Regions from separate parts of the Homo sapiens genome. Here region 1 is linked to region 2. Evidence: chromatin contacts called from ENCODE Hi-C or POLR2A ChIA-PET data. All regions are on one chromosome and are shown on one strand. The core of a region is the stretch at or near the end of the contact, and the rest is flanking DNA. Distances in the headings are between cores, read along the strand shown.

Region 1 (5,273 bases), core at 1,614-4,113, 760 kb after region 2:
AACACAGAGAAAAAGAAAGGAGCAGGGGCTAAAAGGGAAACCCACACTGACACAAGAGATAATAAGGTTAAAAGAATGAGAAGAAGGTTGGGCGCAGTGGCTCACGCCCATAATCCCAGCACTTTGGGAGGCCAAGGCTGGTGGGTCACCTGTGGTCAGGAATTCAAGACCAACCTGGCCAACATGGTGAGACCCCGTCTCTACTAAAAATACAAAAAAAAATTTGGCGGGCTTGGTGGCGTGTGCCTGTAATCCCAGCTACTCGGGAGGCTGAGGCAGGAGAATAGCTTGAACCTGGGAGGCAGAGGTTGCAGTGAGCCAAGATCGTGCCACTGCACTCCAGCCTGTGCGACAGTGAGAAACTGTCTCAAAAAAAAAAAAAAAGGAAAAGAAATTTTCTGACCTATCTCATCTGATAGTAGGTTATAAGACCCTCATTCCAGAAGAGGTTCTGCCCTATACCTGGGAGGAAGGAATGCTGTACAGAGAGACCAAGAAGAATATGGCCAGGCCTTGCTGGGATCCCCCCAGTCCCAGTCTGTGACCATTAGATGATACTCCTTTTGTTCAATTACATTTCTGCACAGCTGTTCATTCTTCATCAAATCTAAGCATAAAAATAGTTTTCCCCTGGGTCCTTGGGTCTTCATTTCTGAAGGCTCCCATGTCACCTAAAACTTTGATTAAATAAATGTATTATGCTTTTCTCTTGTTAATCTGTCTTTTATTATAGGAGTATTGGCCATAACCCTTATGATGGGTCAGGAAGGGATCACCCCTTTCTGCCCCTACAGAAATAATAGCTAAGACTAGTAAAGCATAAAAGGCAAAGGGGCAGGTCCTCAAGTAGAGAAGAACAGGAGAAATAGCTCATACACACCCAGAATGTTACTTACATGTCCCTCCATGTTACACCAAGACCCCTCAGGGACCTTGTGCCTGGGGAGAGAAGTGGTCTGCCCCATGCAACAGTGGGCTTTACCCCGGGTCACCACCAGCCCCAGCTCCAACCCCTCTAACACTCTCCAAGTAAAATCACATCAGTAGCAGTAATAATATTTGAGGTGACAAGTTGGTATTATCTCAAACTTAGGAAAAGTGAATAAAGTCATCTTTAGAAACTGCTTTTTTTAAACCTTGTAACTTGCAAGCTAAGTGAAAATGGGCTCATGTATGAGAATGTTCGTGTTAGACATTTTTTGTGTTAGACAAAAACTAGAAACAAACCAAATCCCCATCAACAGAATATATTAGAATATATTGATACAATAGAATATTACATCATAATTTTTTTTAAAAACATTACTGATACATACAACCACGTATATGAATCTCACAAACATAATGCTGACTGAAAGAAGTCAAACAGAAATGAGTACATTCTGTGTGATTTCATTTATATGATGCCCCAAACCAGGAGGAAATAATCTATGGTGATAAAAGTGAGAGAGTGGTTGGTTATCTTTGGAGGGTATCAGCAGGGAGGGGGCATGAGGGAACCTGCTGGGGACCTGAAAATACGTGGAGCTGGGTGGTGGCTACATACAGATGGAAAAATTCATCAGCTGTACACTTAAGAGGTGTCCACCTCATACCTAAGTTACATATCAATAAAAAGGAAAAAAATTTTGGAAACTTTTTTTTTTTTTTTTTGAGACAGAGTCTTGCTCTGTCCCCCAGGCTGGAATACAGTGGTGCGATCTTGACTCACTGCAGCCTCCGCCTCCCAGGTTCAAATAATTCTCCAGCCTCAGCCTCCCGAGTAGCTGGGACTGCAGATGCGCACCAGCACGCCTGGCTAATTTTTGTATTTATTATAGAGATGGGGTTTCACCATGTTGGCCAGCTGGTCTCAAACTCCTGACCTCAAGTAATCCGCCCACCTCAGACTCCCAAAGTGCCAGGATTACAGGTGTGAGCCACTGCACCAGGCCTGGAACAATTTTAAAATAATGTATTGGCTCTGCAAATGCAGCTTCAGAACAAGTCCCTTAGCTGTCCCCACCCCACCCTAAGTCACCACCCTTAAGCCTCACCCATGTGGAATTCTGAAACTTCCTTTGTAGAAAACTTTGGAAGGTGTCTGCCACATTGATCCTGGAATGTGTGTTTATTTGGGGTTATATAAATCTGTTCTGTGGAAGCCACCTGAAGTCAGGAAGAGATGGAGGGCATCCTTCAGGAGTGAGATGAGACCTCATCATACTTGACTGTCCAGCATCATCTCTGAGTAAGGGGACCAAAAAATTTATCTTCCAAACTAGGACACTTTCAAGAGTGGAAGGGGGATCCATTAATATTTTCACCTGGACAAGAGGCAAACACCAGAATGTCCCCGATGAAGGGGATATATAATGGACCTTCTTGATGTGAAACCTGCCAGATGGGCTGGAAAGTCCGTATACTGGGACAAGTATGATTTGAGTTGTTTGGGACAAGGACAGGGGTACAAGAGAAGGAAATGGGCAAAGAGAGAAGCCTGTACTCAGCCAAGGGTGCAGAGATGTTATATATGATTGCTCTTCAGGGAACCGGGCCTCCAGCTCACACCCCAGCTGCTCAACCACCTCCTCTCTGAATTGACTGTCCCTTCTTTGGAACTCTAGGCCTGACCCCACTCCCTGGCCCTCCCAGCCCACGATTCCCCTGACCCGACTCCCTTTCCCAGAACTCAGTCGCCTGAACCCCCAGCCTGTGGTTCTCTCCTAGGCCTCAGCCTTTCCTGCCTTTGACTGAAACAGCAGTATCTTCTAAGCCCTGGGGGCTTCCCCGGGCCCCAGCCCCGACCTAGAACCCGCCCGCTGCCTGCCACGCTGCCACTGCCGCTTCCTCTATAAAGGGACCTGAGCGTCCGGGCCCAGGGGCTCCGCACAGCAGGTGAGGCTCTCCTGCCCCATCTCCTTGGGCTGCCCGTGCTTCGTGCTTTGGACTACCGCCCAGCAGTGTCCTGCCCTCTGCCTGGGCCTCGGTCCCTCCTGCACCTGCTGCCTGGATCCCCGGCCTGCCTGGGCCTGGGCCTTGGTGGGTTTGGTTTTGGTTTCCTTCTCTGTCTCTGACTCTCCATCTGTCAGTCTCATTGTCTCTGTCACACATTCTCTGTTTCTGCCATGATTCCTCTCTGTTCCCTTCCTGTCTCTCTCTGTCTCCCTCTGCTCACCTTGGGGTTTCTCTGACTGCATCTTGTCCCCTTCTCTGTCGATCTCTCTCTCGGGGGTCGGGGGGTGCTCTCTCCCAGGGCGGGAGGTCTGTCTTCCGCCGCGTGCCCCGCCCCGCTCACTGTCTCTCTCTCTCTCTCTCTTTCTCTGCAGGTTCTCCCCATGACACCACCTGAACGTCTCTTCCTCCCAAGGGTGTGTGGCACCACCCTACACCTCCTCCTTCTGGGGCTGCTGCTGGTTCTGCTGCCTGGGGCCCAGGTGAGGCAGCAGGAGAATGGGGGCTGCTGGGGTGGCTCAGCCAAACCTTGAGCCCTAGAGCCCCCCTCAACTCTGTTCTCCCCTAGGGGCTCCCTGGTGTTGGCCTCACACCTTCAGCTGCCCAGACTGCCCGTCAGCACCCCAAGATGCATCTTGCCCACAGCACCCTCAAACCTGCTGCTCACCTCATTGGTAAACATCCACCTGACCTCCCAGACATGTCCCCACCAGCTCTCCTCCTACCCCTGCCTCAGGAACCCAAGCATCCACCCCTCTCCCCCAACTTCCCCCACGCTAAAAAAAACAGAGGGAGCCCACTCCTATGCCTCCCCCTGCCATCCCCCAGGAACTCAGTTGTTCAGTGCCCACTTCCTCAGGGATTGAGACCTCTGATCCAGACCCCTGATCTCCCACCCCCATCCCCTATGGCTCTTCCTAGGAGACCCCAGCAAGCAGAACTCACTGCTCTGGAGAGCAAACACGGACCGTGCCTTCCTCCAGGATGGTTTCTCCTTGAGCAACAATTCTCTCCTGGTCCCCACCAGTGGCATCTACTTCGTCTACTCCCAGGTGGTCTTCTCTGGGAAAGCCTACTCTCCCAAGGCCACCTCCTCCCCACTCTACCTGGCCCATGAGGTCCAGCTCTTCTCCTCCCAGTACCCCTTCCATGTGCCTCTCCTCAGCTCCCAGAAGATGGTGTATCCAGGGCTGCAGGAACCCTGGCTGCACTCGATGTACCACGGGGCTGCGTTCCAGCTCACCCAGGGAGACCAGCTATCCACCCACACAGATGGCATCCCCCACCTAGTCCTCAGCCCTAGTACTGTCTTCTTTGGAGCCTTCGCTCTGTAGAACTTGGAAAAATCCAGAAAGAAAAAATAATTGATTTCAAGACCTTCTCCCCATTCTGCCTCCATTCTGACCATTTCAGGGGTCGTCACCACCTCTCCTTTGGCCATTCCAACAGCTCAAGTCTTCCCTGATCAAGTCACCGGAGCTTTCAAAGAAGGAATTCTAGGCATCCCAGGGGACCACACCTCCCTGAACCATCCCTGATGTCTGTCTGGCTGAGGATTTCAAGCCTGCCTAGGAATTCCCAGCCCAAAGCTGTTGGTCTGTCCCACCAGCTAGGTGGGGCCTAGATCCACACACAGAGGAAGAGCAGGCACATGGAGGAGCTTGGGGGATGACTAGAGGCAGGGAGGGGACTATTTATGAAGGCAAAAAAATTAAATTATTTATTTATGGAGGATGGAGAGAGGGGAATAATAGAAGAACATCCAAGGAGAAACAGAGACAGGCCCAAGAGATGAAGAGTGAGAGGGCATGCGCACAAGGCTGACCAAGAGAGAAAGAAGTAGGCATGAGGGATCACAGGGCCCCAGAAGGCAGGGAAAGGCTCTGAAAGCCAGCTGCCGACCAGAGCCCCACACGGAGGCATCTGCACCCTCGATGAAGCCCAATAAACCTCTTTTCTCTGAAATGCTGTCTGCTTGTGTGTGTGTGTCTGGGAGTGAGAACTTCCCAGTCTATCTAAGGAATGGAGGGAGGGACAGAGGGCTCAAAGGGAGCAAGAGCTGTGGGGAGAACAAAAGGATAAGGGCTCAGAGAGCTTCAGGGATATGTGATGGACTCACCAGGTGAGGCCGCCAGACTGCTGCAGGGGAAGCAAAGGAGAAGCTGAGAAGATGAAGGAAAAGTCAGGGTCTGGAGGGGCGGGGGTCAGGGAGCTCCTGGGAGATATGGCCACATGTAGCGGCTCTGAGGAATGGGTTACAGGAGACCTCTGGGGAGATGTGACCACAGCAATGGGTAGGAGAATGTCCAGGGCTATGGAAGTCGAGTATGGGGACCCCC
Region 2 (5,908 bases), core at 2,633-5,132:
TTTAGGATCATTATCAGTACAGGCCTGGCATTCACCTAACCAGTAATAGAAACCTGAAAAACAGTGGCATAAAAAATTGAGAGTTTAATTTTTCTGCATTTAGAATAAATCTAGAGGTGAGAGCAGGGATCCTAATAGCATAGCAATATTGGCAAGAACCTAGTGTAATTAACCATGTTTTCTAGTTTCTATATTCTGATACTTCCACATCGTGGGGTCTTGCTGACCCTGGAGTGACTGCCTCTCCCAGGTTGAGCTAATTCCTAGAAGCAAAGAACTCGCCTGTCATATGTAGATCAACCAAGCTAGACCCCATCCTCCCAACCACCACCTTCATCAGGCTCTGCCACTCCTAGCTGCAATTCCCCTAGTCAGCCCAGGACCAGTACTAGAGAGCTAGGGACAGCCCCTATGCCCCAGAGGCTGCTGAAATTATTCAAACTAGCCGAGCCTGAACTTGCTTACCTGCCTGCACACTCCTGCCTGTGAAACCACAATAAAGGCTCTTGCCCACATTTTCCTTTCACTCCCACTGCCTCCTGACTGACTCAGGTGCTTCCCCATGGGGCACCCCTGCACGCCATGCCATGCCTCATGCATGTTTCTAGGGAACTGTGAGTAAATGTCTTCCTCCATGAAAGTGATTCCTGTGTCTGCACGTCTTGCCACACCTGATTAAAACAAACCCTGGCTACCTTTACAACCCCCAGGTCCATCCAGCCTTCTGAGCCACCACCCTGACTTGATCGAGCATCAGGAATCTCATTTCTGGGCGGGGTGCAGTGGCTCACGCCTATAATCCCTACACTTTGGGAAGCCAAGGCTGGCAGATCACTTGAGGTCAGGAGTTTGAGACTAGCCCGGCCAACATAGTGAAATCCTGTCTCTACTAAAAAAAAAAAAAAAAAAAAAAATAGCTGGGTGTAGTGGCATATTCCTGTAACTCCAGCTACTTGGGAGGCTGAGGCACGAAAATCACTTGAACCTGGAGGTGGAGGCTGCAGTGAGCCGAGAATGTGCCCCTGCACTCCAGCCTGGGTGACAGAGTGAGACTCTGTCTCAAAACAAACAAACAAACAAACAAAAATAAAAAGAATCTCATTTCTGGGTGGTGTGGTGGCTCACACCTATAATCCCAGCCCCTTGTGAGGTTAGGATAGGAAGATCACTTGAGGCCAGGAGCTTGAGACCAGCCTGGGGAATGTAGCAAGACTCCGTCTCTACAAAAATAAAAAATAAAAAAAAAATTAGCCAGATGTAGTGGTATACACCTGTAGTCCCAGCTACTCAGGAGGCTGTGGCAGGAGGATCACTTGAGCCCAGGTGTTTGAGGTTACAGTGAGCTATGATCGCACCACTGCACTCTAGTGTGGGCAACAGAAGGAGATGGAGTGAGAGTGTCCCTAAAGATAATAAGAATCTCATTTCTTAATTTATTTTCCTTAACACTTACCATATTCTGAAATACTATATATTTGTTTGCTTATAATTTGTTTCCTCTCACTAGACTGTAAGCTCCTTGAAGCCAGAGATTTTTATCTGTTTTCTTTATGGTAAGTTCCTAGAACTGAAAACAGGGCCTGGCATGTATTTACTGAAAAAGTGATTAAGTGCTCTCCAGTTGATGGCTGGAGTTCAGACCATCATGGTTTTGTTTCAGGCTGGAGGAAGTGGGAGAGTAAAAGGCAAAGGGGGCCCATGCCAGTTGAGTCAGTCCTAGAAAAGAACTTTTCTGAAAGTCCCCTTTACATGACTTAGGCTAACATCTCATTGGCCAGCCCTATGCCACACCACCACTCCTACCTGCATGGCAGTTTGAGGCAAAAAAAAATTTAAAGCATAGAACTTTGCTAAACAAAATAAAATTGGGGTTCTGCTAGAAGAAGGAAGGGACAATGAACACTGGGTCTCTGCAAGGGGGCTGTTGGCTGCACTCCAAATGCCCGCAGCATTATACACGAATCATACATGGAGCTCTTTTTTTTTTTTTTTTTGAGGTGGAGTCTTACTCTGTTGCCCAAGTTGGAGTGCAGTGGTGTGATCTCGGCTCACTGCAAGCTCCACCTCCTGGATTCACACCATTCTCCTGCCTCAGCCTCCCGAGTAGCTGGGACTACAGGCGCCCACCACCCCCGGCTAATTTTTGTATTTTTAGTAGAGACGGGGTTTCACCATGTTAGCTAGGATGGTCTCGATCTCATGACCTTGTGATCCGCCCGCCTCGGCCTCCCAAAGTGCTGGGACCGCAGGCGTGAGCCACCGCGCCCAGCCCTACATGGAGCTCTTTACCCTGGCCTGTGCTTTCCTCTCTATTTACTTTTTTTTTTTTTTTCTTTCCTGAGAGGGAGTCTTGCTCTGTCGCCCAGGCTGGAGTGCAGTGGTGTGATCTTGGCTCACTGCAACCCCTGTCTCCTGGGTTCAAGCGATTCTCCTGCCTCAGCCTCCCATGTAGCTGGGATTGCAGGTGCCTGCCACCACACCCAGCTAATTTTTGTATTTTTAGTAGAGAACAGGGTTTCATCATGTTGGCCAGGCTGGTCTCAAACTCTCTACCTCAAGTGATCTGCTCGTCTTGGCCTCCCAAAGTGCTAGAATTACAGGCGTGAAGCCACCACGCCCGGTTTCCTCTCTATTTACTCTTGTGAGTAACATCAGCTTCTTTGAACTTCACCAAACTTAATTCCTTAATTCCATACTAACTGTTTATTTGTTGAGTTTCCAAGATGCAATTGCATATAATTCCAGGAACTGTGAGTAGTAAGAACCCCCTTATCAGCTGTCCTATTTTTAGATATCATGATTCCTACTGAAACATTCAGTGGCTTAAGCTCTGCCCAGCATGTTCTTGACCCTGTGTGCCTGTGGGGTGTGTGTGTGTGGTGTGTGTGTGTGTGTGTATGTGCACACAGTCATGTGCACTCTCACATCACATAAGGGGAAGATAAAGGGAGACTCTCCGTGGCTCTTCCTCCTTTTTTCCAAGGCTGATGTTGGCCCTTTCTGAAAATGCTTTAATGTGTAGAAAGCAGCCCACAGATAGGCACTCCCTGTGATAAAGCAGTCACAGCCAGAGCAGGGTCCCTCCCACCTCAGCCTCCTAAGTAGCTGAGACTACAGGTGTACCACCACGCTTAGGTAAGTTTAAAAAAAAAAGTTTTGTAGAGATGGGGGTCTTACTATGTTGCCCAGGCCGATCTCAAACTCCTGGCCTCAAGTGATCCTCCCACCTTGGCCTCTCAAAGTGCTGGGATTACAGATACGAGCCACCACACCTAGCTGAGAATTTCTTTATGGCCATCTTCTGGACAAAAAGTCAAGGAGAGTTTAGAGTAATAATTCCAGTTTTTATGGCTTTTGCTTCGGGGAAAAAGGGTTCTAGTTTCTAGGACCTACCGTGGGGAAGAGGATTCTGGTTTCTATGACTCACTTCAGGGGAGAACGAGGGACGAGAGAGACAGGAGGGCAGGAGCAGGTCAGAGGGACCTTGGATCTGAGGCTGCTTCTGAGGCCTTCCAATGTCCTTTAGTTAAGTACTCATCGCCATACTTTGGGGTATTGTGTTCTGAACCCCAACAGAAACAACTCACTCTCTCGGCATCAGCCTTGTGCCTATACCCACAGGAGCAGGAGCACAAGCCATTGCAGGTGCGGGCTCCTCAGATGGAGCAACTCCAATGTCACCTGCTCCTCACCTGTACCCAGTGGACTTTTTTGGCAGCCTCCCCCATCTTCTCGTGTGGCTCCATATCTTTATATCTTCTGTGGCAGACGTAGCCTGCTGCCTCCCCAAACTCTATCGTCCTCTTCTCCTTCAACCATGGAAACTTGATTTTGTCTGTGGCATCCATGTGCCTCTTTGAAACACTCACCTCCTCAGACTGCCTTGAATCCAGGGGTGGCCACATGACTGGGTAATGAGTCACCGGTAGAAGTCGGCTTGATGGGGCTTTTAGGGAAACAACGGCTTTCCTGTTTTTGTTTTTCTTCTTCTTCTTTTTAAATTTTCTCCTGCTACCCCTCCCCTTGTTTGTTTTTAAGATGGATTTGTTCGGAACACATCTTTTGCTCTTTCCTTCTCCTTTCTGCCTGGAATGTAAATGTGATGTCTGAAGGCAGAGCAACCATCTTGCACATGTGACATAGAAAGGTAGATGTGAAGACATCTAGCAGGAGATTGCATCTCTGGTGATTGGAGCAGCTGTATCAGCTCTGGACTGCCTGCTCAAGTCTTCTTCATAACTGGGAAAAATAAACACCTATGAAGTTAGGCCATTGTATTGAGTTTTTGTTACTCAAGAACCAAACACAATATTTATTGAGATGGCATTTCACTCTTATTGCCCAGGCTTGTGTGTGGTGGCCTGACCTCAGCTCACTACAACCTCTACCCCCCATCCAGCCCTGCTCCAGGTTCAAGCGATTCTCCTGCCTCAGCCTCCTGAGTAGCTGAGATTACAGGCGCCCACCACATCTGGCTAATTTTTTTGTATTTTTAGTGGAGACGGGGTTTCACAATGTTGGCTAGGCTGGTCTTGAACTCCTGACCTCAGGTGATCCACCCTCCTCAGCCTCTCAAAGTGCTGGAATTACAAAGGTGAGCCACGGCACCCGGCCTTTTTTTTTTTTTGAGACAGTCTCGCTCTGTTGCCAGGCTGGGATGCAGTGTGGTGTGATCTTAGCTTGTGTCCGGAATTGGTGGGTTCTTGGTCTCACTGACTTCAAGAATGAAGCCACGGACCCTCACGGTGAGTGTTATAGCTCTTAAGGTGGCATGTCTGGAGTTTGTTCTTTCTGATGTTCAGATGTGTTCGGAGTTTCTTCCTTCTGGTGGGTTTGTGGTCTTACTGGCTTCAGGAATGAAGCTGCAGACCTTTGCAGTGAGTGTTACAGCTCACAAAAGCAATGTAGACTCAAAGACTGAGCAGTAGCAAGATTTATTGCAAAGAGCAAAAGAACAAAGCTTACACACTGTGGAAGGGGACCGGAGCAAGTTGCCACTGTTGGCTGGGGCAGCCTGCTTTTATTCTCTTATCTGGCCACACCCACATCCTGCTGATTGGTAGAGCCGAGTGGCCTGTTTTGACAGGGTGCTGATTGGTGCGTTTACAATCCCTGAGCTACATACAAAGGTTCTCCACGTCCCCATCAGATTAGTTAGATACAGAGTATGGACACACGGGTTCTCCAAGGCCCCACCAGAGCAGCTAGATACAGAGTGTCGATTGGTGCACTCACAAACCCTGAGCTAGACACAGGGTGCTGATTGGCGTGTTTACAAACCTTGAGTTAGATACAGAGTGCCGATTGGTGTATTTACAATCCCTGAGCTAAATGTAAAGGTTCTCCAAGGCCCCACCAGAGCAGCTAGATACAGAGTGTCGATTGGTGCACTCACAAACCCTGAGCTAGACACAGGGTGCTGATTGGCGTGTTTACAAACCTTGAGTTAGATACAGAGTGCCGATTGGTGTATTTACAATCCCTGAGCTAGACATAAAGGTTCTCCAAGGGCCCACTAGAGCAGCTAGGTAGAGTGTCAATTGGGGCACTCACAAACCCTGAGCTAGACACAGGGTGCTGATTGGTGTGTTTACAAACCTTGAGCTAGATACAGAGTGCCGATTGGTGTATTTACAATCCCTGAGCTAGACATAAAGACTCTCCACGTCCCCACCAGACTCAGGAGCCCAGCTGGCTTCACCCAGTGGATCCAGCACCGGGGCTGCAGGTGGAGCTGCCTGCCAGTCCTGGGCCATGCGCTCACACTCCTTAGCCCTTGGGCGGTCGATGGGACTGGGGGCCCTGGAGCAGGGGGCGGCGCTCGTCGGGGAGGCTTGGGCCGCACAGGAGCCCACGGAGGGGGTGGGAGGCTCAGGCATGGCGGGCTGCAGGTCCCGAGCCCTGCCCC

What was found. Hi-C counts contacts between places; a loop is a spot of excess contacts on that map. ChIA-PET counts read pairs that join two places held with the same protein, here RNA polymerase II (POLR2A). Pooled maps may share reads with other maps.
Region 1: a map with no recorded cell type shows a loop between it and region 2 (6-fold over the local background). The contact joins the promoter of LTA here to the enhancer-like site in region 2. A Hi-C loop is called at or near these places in 2 of 37 single-sample maps with no recorded cell type and 5 of 50 pooled maps. POLR2A ChIA-PET finds 5 or more read pairs at or near these places in 1 of 52 experiments (activated CD4-positive, alpha-beta T cell).

Annotation. Positions count from the first base shown.
Region 1 is chr6:31,569,426-31,574,698 of GRCh38, forward strand. It overlaps LTA (lymphotoxin alpha), which reads left to right and starts at 2,864. Exons shown (of 4, transcript NM_000595.4): 1 at 2,864-3,021; 2 at 3,309-3,416; 3 at 3,503-3,608; 4 at 3,856-4,899. The coding sequence starts at 3,318. The coding sequence ends at 4,268. It overlaps LOC100287329 (a long non-coding RNA gene), which reads right to left and starts at 3,278. Exons shown (of 2, transcript NR_149045.1): 1 at 3,158-3,278.
Region 2 is chr6:30,810,534-30,816,441 of GRCh38, forward strand. LINC00243 (long intergenic non-protein coding RNA 243) reads right to left here. Exons shown (of 2, transcript NR_130726.1): 2 at 2,333-4,239. Among named protein-coding and RNA genes, the nearest start is that of LINC00243, 17 kb to the right of the region's middle. RefSeq lists an enhancer at 3,759-4,053. Within about 2 kb of position 3,883, at least 18 of the 41 ENCODE cell types and tissues checked have a DNase peak (open chromatin) inside an H3K27ac peak, as active enhancers do.